2 separate regions of the Homo sapiens genome follow, and region 1 is linked to region 2. A link is an interaction called in ENCODE POLR2A ChIA-PET data of the cell type or tissue named here. Cell type or tissue: GM12878. All regions are shown on one strand.

Region 1 (2,500 bases), 54 kb before region 2:
CTAGGAGAATCAAATAATGCAAATACTAACCACGTAATTACTTTTATGGTTGATATATATTCTTCTAAAGCAATTCTTTTACAAATAAATACTTCATTTGAAGCTGGAATAAGCCGTTTAAAAACTGTAACCTTTTAACTGTCCAAAGAATTTCATTGAGATTTTCGCAAATTATTCAATTAAATCAATGAATTTGAGAGCTTGAAGAGACTTCCTATCATTCAGTTCAACCCCTTCCATTTGACAAATGAGAAAATGATGATGCAAAAGGTCAAATAACAAGCCCAACATCTCAATTCCAAATCCATTAACCTCTTTCCAGACAAGTGATTCCCTGACCACTTAAGAACTATTAAGTTGGAAGAGAAGAAATTTACTTTTGCCCCTTTAGAAACTTTTTATTATATAATTATCATTGGGTATGCTTATTTTCTAATGGTCCTATGGTTTTTATCCTTTTAACTTTAGCCTCTCTGGGATTAAAACCATCCTTTACTTTTAATAAATGAAAGTAAAAGCATGCAAGTGAAACTATTTGCTTTCTTCAGGATTTCCACTGATGTAAATATTTTGATAATCAGTTTCCTAAAAATGGGACTAGAGTCCCATTTAAAAAGACATTTCTGTGTCTCTTAAACAATACTGGCCAACTACTTCTCCCAAAATGTTACACCTGTATGGAAGGAAATAGCTATTAAAAATACAAATACCATTTGACCCAGCAAATCTGCTTCTAACAATGTATCCTAACCAATATATTTGCATTATGTACAAAAGAATAGATGACAATGTTTTTAAAATCGTCTATCCATACATAGGATAGATCTTAAGAATTATAAAACATACAGTGGGATACCATGCAGCTGGTCTTTAAAAAGTGACTTTAGGGATTTATTTTAAAAATTTATCCTAAGGTCATAAAAAAGATTATTTCAAGGTGTGAAATAATCTTTGTGCCAAAACAATTTACATAAACATGACTATCACTGCTTGCTACCAATGAGTCTTTTCCCAGTGGTTCTTCCATGAAATACAGACTTGTGACAACTTCCCTTTTTAGCAGGTAAGGGATATTAGCAAAGTTGTATTTGTAAATTTCTTAATCTTTTAATATATGTTAATATAAGCAAAGACTAATGCAAACACAACCCTAAGAGCTTCAGTGGGCTTTAACAAACATTTCTGAGGATTATGAGTTGGTTTTTAGCTCTTCTGGGCTCTATTCTACTGTTGTGTCACATCAGTACCCGTGACAAAGAAGTAGACGCTAAGAGATACATGGTGTTCTAACGGTGAAGAGCAGAAGTTTAAAAAGAGCTTATACAGTTTAGTTCTGCACTCCACTGAGTGTGTGCCCAGATACACAGCCAAGAGTAGTTACAGCTCACACTCAGCCTACGCACAGCATGAATAAGAAATAAACGTTGTAAAGGCTACTGCTATTTTAGGGTTGTCCATTGCCTCAGGAAAAAGCTCACTAATAGAGAAACTGACACCAGGACCAAAAACCTAAAACATGTAGTCACTTGCTTTAGGGCTGGGAGACTGGAAACCCTAATACGTTATTATACAATGGGTAAAACTGTTGGACCGCAGCAGAAATAAGAAAATATATTCAATCAACTTGTGGCTTTGGGTGAAGAAGTTTCAAAATAGAATACTGGTAGCGTGAAATGACTATCAAGGTGAATTTGATAGTGTTCAAGAAAGATGTGTTCAAAAAAGATTAGCCTATTTTCAAGTGAGGATGTAGGACTTTCAAATTGGGTGATAGCCTGGGTCAAAGACCCAATAAAGGGTATAGCTGCAATCCTTAAGAATTAAAATTGGACTTCATTAATCCTTCAGATGGACAAATGATTCCTGAGGGATGGTTTCTCACAAAAACCTATAAACTCAAAGTATCTGTTATTAAATATAAAAAGACGAGCATGTCTGAGAAAAGTCTTAACAATAATTGCATAGGAAGCTGACCAGAATTAAACACACATACAAAAGTATTACATTACCAAAAGTGACACCAGACTCCATCAAAAGAAAGTAAGTGAGATGAGGATAAGTTCCTAAAAAGGTACACTGGGCCCTCAGATCACTATGGTCCGAAAGTAGGCTGAGAAAGCTGCTCAGCTGATGAGGAGGGCAGTATTTTCCAATGACCTTTTCAGATGCAACAAAGGATGATACTGAAAAAGTAGAGAAGTTCCAGAGGAATCAGCCAAAAGCCAAGAAGACAAACGGAGTGGGAAGCATACTCCGGGGGAAAACTGGGACCTAATTAGGGAACACTAATTATATCCAAAACAGAGGGATCTCACAGTATTTTCCCAGCAGAATTTCAGATTTCCTAGGGAATAATGACTGCCAACTCACCTGTTAAGTATCCAATTTCTTAATTTCACTATAATAGTTAAAGTATGTTGTATTTTTCTGCCACTATTTTTAAAAATTGACAGGTAAAAATTCTATGTGTTTATGGTGTGCAACACAATGTTTTGATGTA
Region 2 (2,500 bases):
CCTCTTAGAAAGCATAACATGAAGAGCCTTTGTGTAGAAGAAAGCAGTCAAAAATTCCCCTTCAGTTTTTAGGTTTTGAACTCAAATCAAGGCCCAGATTTCCTCCTTATTGAATTAAATTATTTAAAGATGTTTAGGGGCTGGGGAATGGAAATTTGTTGATGAAAATGAACCTTAGGTGATATCAGGGCCTATCCTGAGAGCAGGCATCAGTTGGTCAAGATAACATATCTGTGTCCAATATGCTAGTAGCAGTTAGTTTTTGCCCCATCAATTTAACACTAGGTACAAGGGAGCAACCTTGTTTTTGGTGATAATACCCCTATGGAGTTACCCCTATGTTGTCAGATGGTGAGGTAATATTTTGCAATGTTTCATAAGTGTCGTTTGGTGTCAAGAAATGATATTTGTGATAAAGAAATCACCAGGTAGGTCTAAAGCAAAAAACGGCTGGGTGCAGTGGCTCGTGCCTGTAATCCCAGCACTTTGGGAGGCCAAGGCAGGAGGACTTGCATGCCACTGCACTCCAGCCTGGGTGACAAAGTGAGACCTTGTCTCAAAAACAAAAACAAAAACAAAAAAAAAGCAAACACAAAAAGGCTAGGGGAGGCCGGGTGCAGTGGCTCATGCCTGTAATCCCAGCACTTCGGGAGGCCGAGGCGGGCAGATCACGAGGTCAGGAGATCAAGACCATCCTGGCTAATAGGGTGAAACCCCGACTCTACTAAAAAAAATACAAAAAATTAGCAGGGCGTGGTGGTGGGTGCCTGTAGTCCCAGTTACTCGGAAGGCTGAGGCAGGAGTATGGCATGAACCCAGGAGGCAGAGCTTTCAGTGAGCTGAGATCGTGCCACTGCACTCCAGCCTGGGCGACAGAGTGAGACTCTGTCTCAAAAATAAATAAATAAATAAATAAAAATAAGGCTTGTGCTTAAGCCCACTAATGTGCTTTTCTTGTAAGATCAGTAAAAGTGAAATTATCTTTGAATACACCTCATCTGTTTAAAAATCCTTTCCAGGACTGATTTCTTTTGGTTGCAAAAGCTGGCTCCTGCAAGAGTTTTCTACAATGAGTTTGTCAAACTGCAAAGTCTGTAGGCACAATTCTCCACAAGACTGCCTTTACTTCAGTTAACAGCCACAAGTTTGGGGGTTCCCAGGGCAACTCTCACTTCTGACCAGCTGGCTATAAATTCATGGGTTCCCACAACCACTCTCAGGTTTGATAATTCACTAAAAAGGTTCACTGAACTCACTGAAGTTGTGTGTGTATTATAATTTTATTACAGCAAAAAGATACAAATTAGAATCATCCAAAAGAAGAGATGTATCAGGTGACATCTGGGAGGGATCCAAATGCAGAGCTTCCATCGTCCTCAAGGATGTGTTATCTGCCCAGCATCAAAGTGTGAAAATAAGGCATGCTGCCAGCCGGGGAAACTCACCCAAGTTTCAGTTCCCAGAGTTTTTATTGAGGTTTCATTACGCAGGCATGATCGATTGAATCATTGTGTATGTGGTTGAACTGAATCTCCAGCCCCTCTTTCTCAAAGGTCAAGCTGATACCACATGGCTCAAAGCTCCAACCCTCTAATCACATGGTTGGTCTTTCTGGCAGGGCTAGCCCACATCTGAAGCACTTCACTAACAGAAATTATCAGGTGTGATTTGAGGGGCCCACAATGAATGACAAAGATACTCAGATCACTTGGACAACTCTAAGGTTTTAGCAATTAATCTCCCAGGGCCAGGAACAGTGGCTCACGTCCATAATCCCATCACTGTGGGAGGCTGAGGTGGGCGGATTGCTTGAGTCCAGGTGTTTGAGACCAGCTCAAGCAACATGGCAAAACCTCATCTCTACAAAAAATACAAAAATTAGCTGGGTGTGGTGGTGTGTGCCAGTAGTCCCAGCTACTTGGGAGGCTGAGGTAGGAGGATCACTTGAGCCCAGGAGGCAAAGGTTGTAGTGAGCTGAGATAGCACCATTGCACTCTAGCCTGGGCCCTGCCTCAAAAAAGTGAGACCCTGTCTCAAAAACAAAACAAAACAAAACAACAACAACAACAACAACAAAAAACAAGGAGGGCCAGGTGCAGTAGCTCATGCCTGTAATCCCAGCCCCAGCACTTTGGGAGGCCAAGGCAGGCAGATCACTTGAGGTCAGGAGTTCGAGACCAGCCTGGCCAATATGGTGAAACCCCATCTCTACTAAAAATACAAAAATTAGCCGGGCGTGGTGATGTGCGCCTGTAATCCCAGCTACTCAGGAGGCTGAGGCAGGAGAATCACTTGAACCCAGGAGGTGAAGGCTGCCATGAGCCGAGATCATGCCACTGCACTCCAGCCTGGGCGACAGAGTGAGACTCTGTCTCAAAAAAAAAAAAAAAAAAAGGAAATTATTTCCCAGGAGCTGGGGACAAAGACCTGCCAAATTGCCAAATTTTTTATTACATAGTCCCTGAATATTGTTTCCATAGAGGGGAACATGATGGGGGAT

Evidence for each region. ChIA-PET counts read pairs that join two places held together with the same protein. Peaks named below come from ENCODE experiments on the same cell type or tissue, not always from the same donor. Only the 100,000 strongest peaks of a DNase experiment are listed, where the experiment ranks them.
Region 1: POLR2A ChIA-PET joins it to region 2 with 6 read pairs; 3 of 35 experiments call an interaction of 5 or more read pairs at or near these places.

The regions. Positions count from the first base shown.
Region 1 is chr9:15,474,774-15,477,273 of GRCh38, forward strand. All of the region lies in intron 8 of PSIP1 (PC4 and SRSF1 interacting protein 1), which reads right to left. Among named protein-coding and RNA genes, the nearest start is that of PSIP1, 35 kb to the right of the region's middle. In GM12878, no CTCF peak of the experiment used is centred here; a DNase peak (open chromatin) is centred at 1,498.
Region 2 is chr9:15,528,597-15,531,096 of GRCh38, forward strand. No RefSeq gene overlaps it. Among named protein-coding and RNA genes, the nearest start is that of PSIP1, 19 kb to the left of the region's middle. In GM12878, no CTCF peak of the experiment used is centred here; a DNase peak (open chromatin) is centred at 1,485; H3K27ac peaks cover 2,500 bases.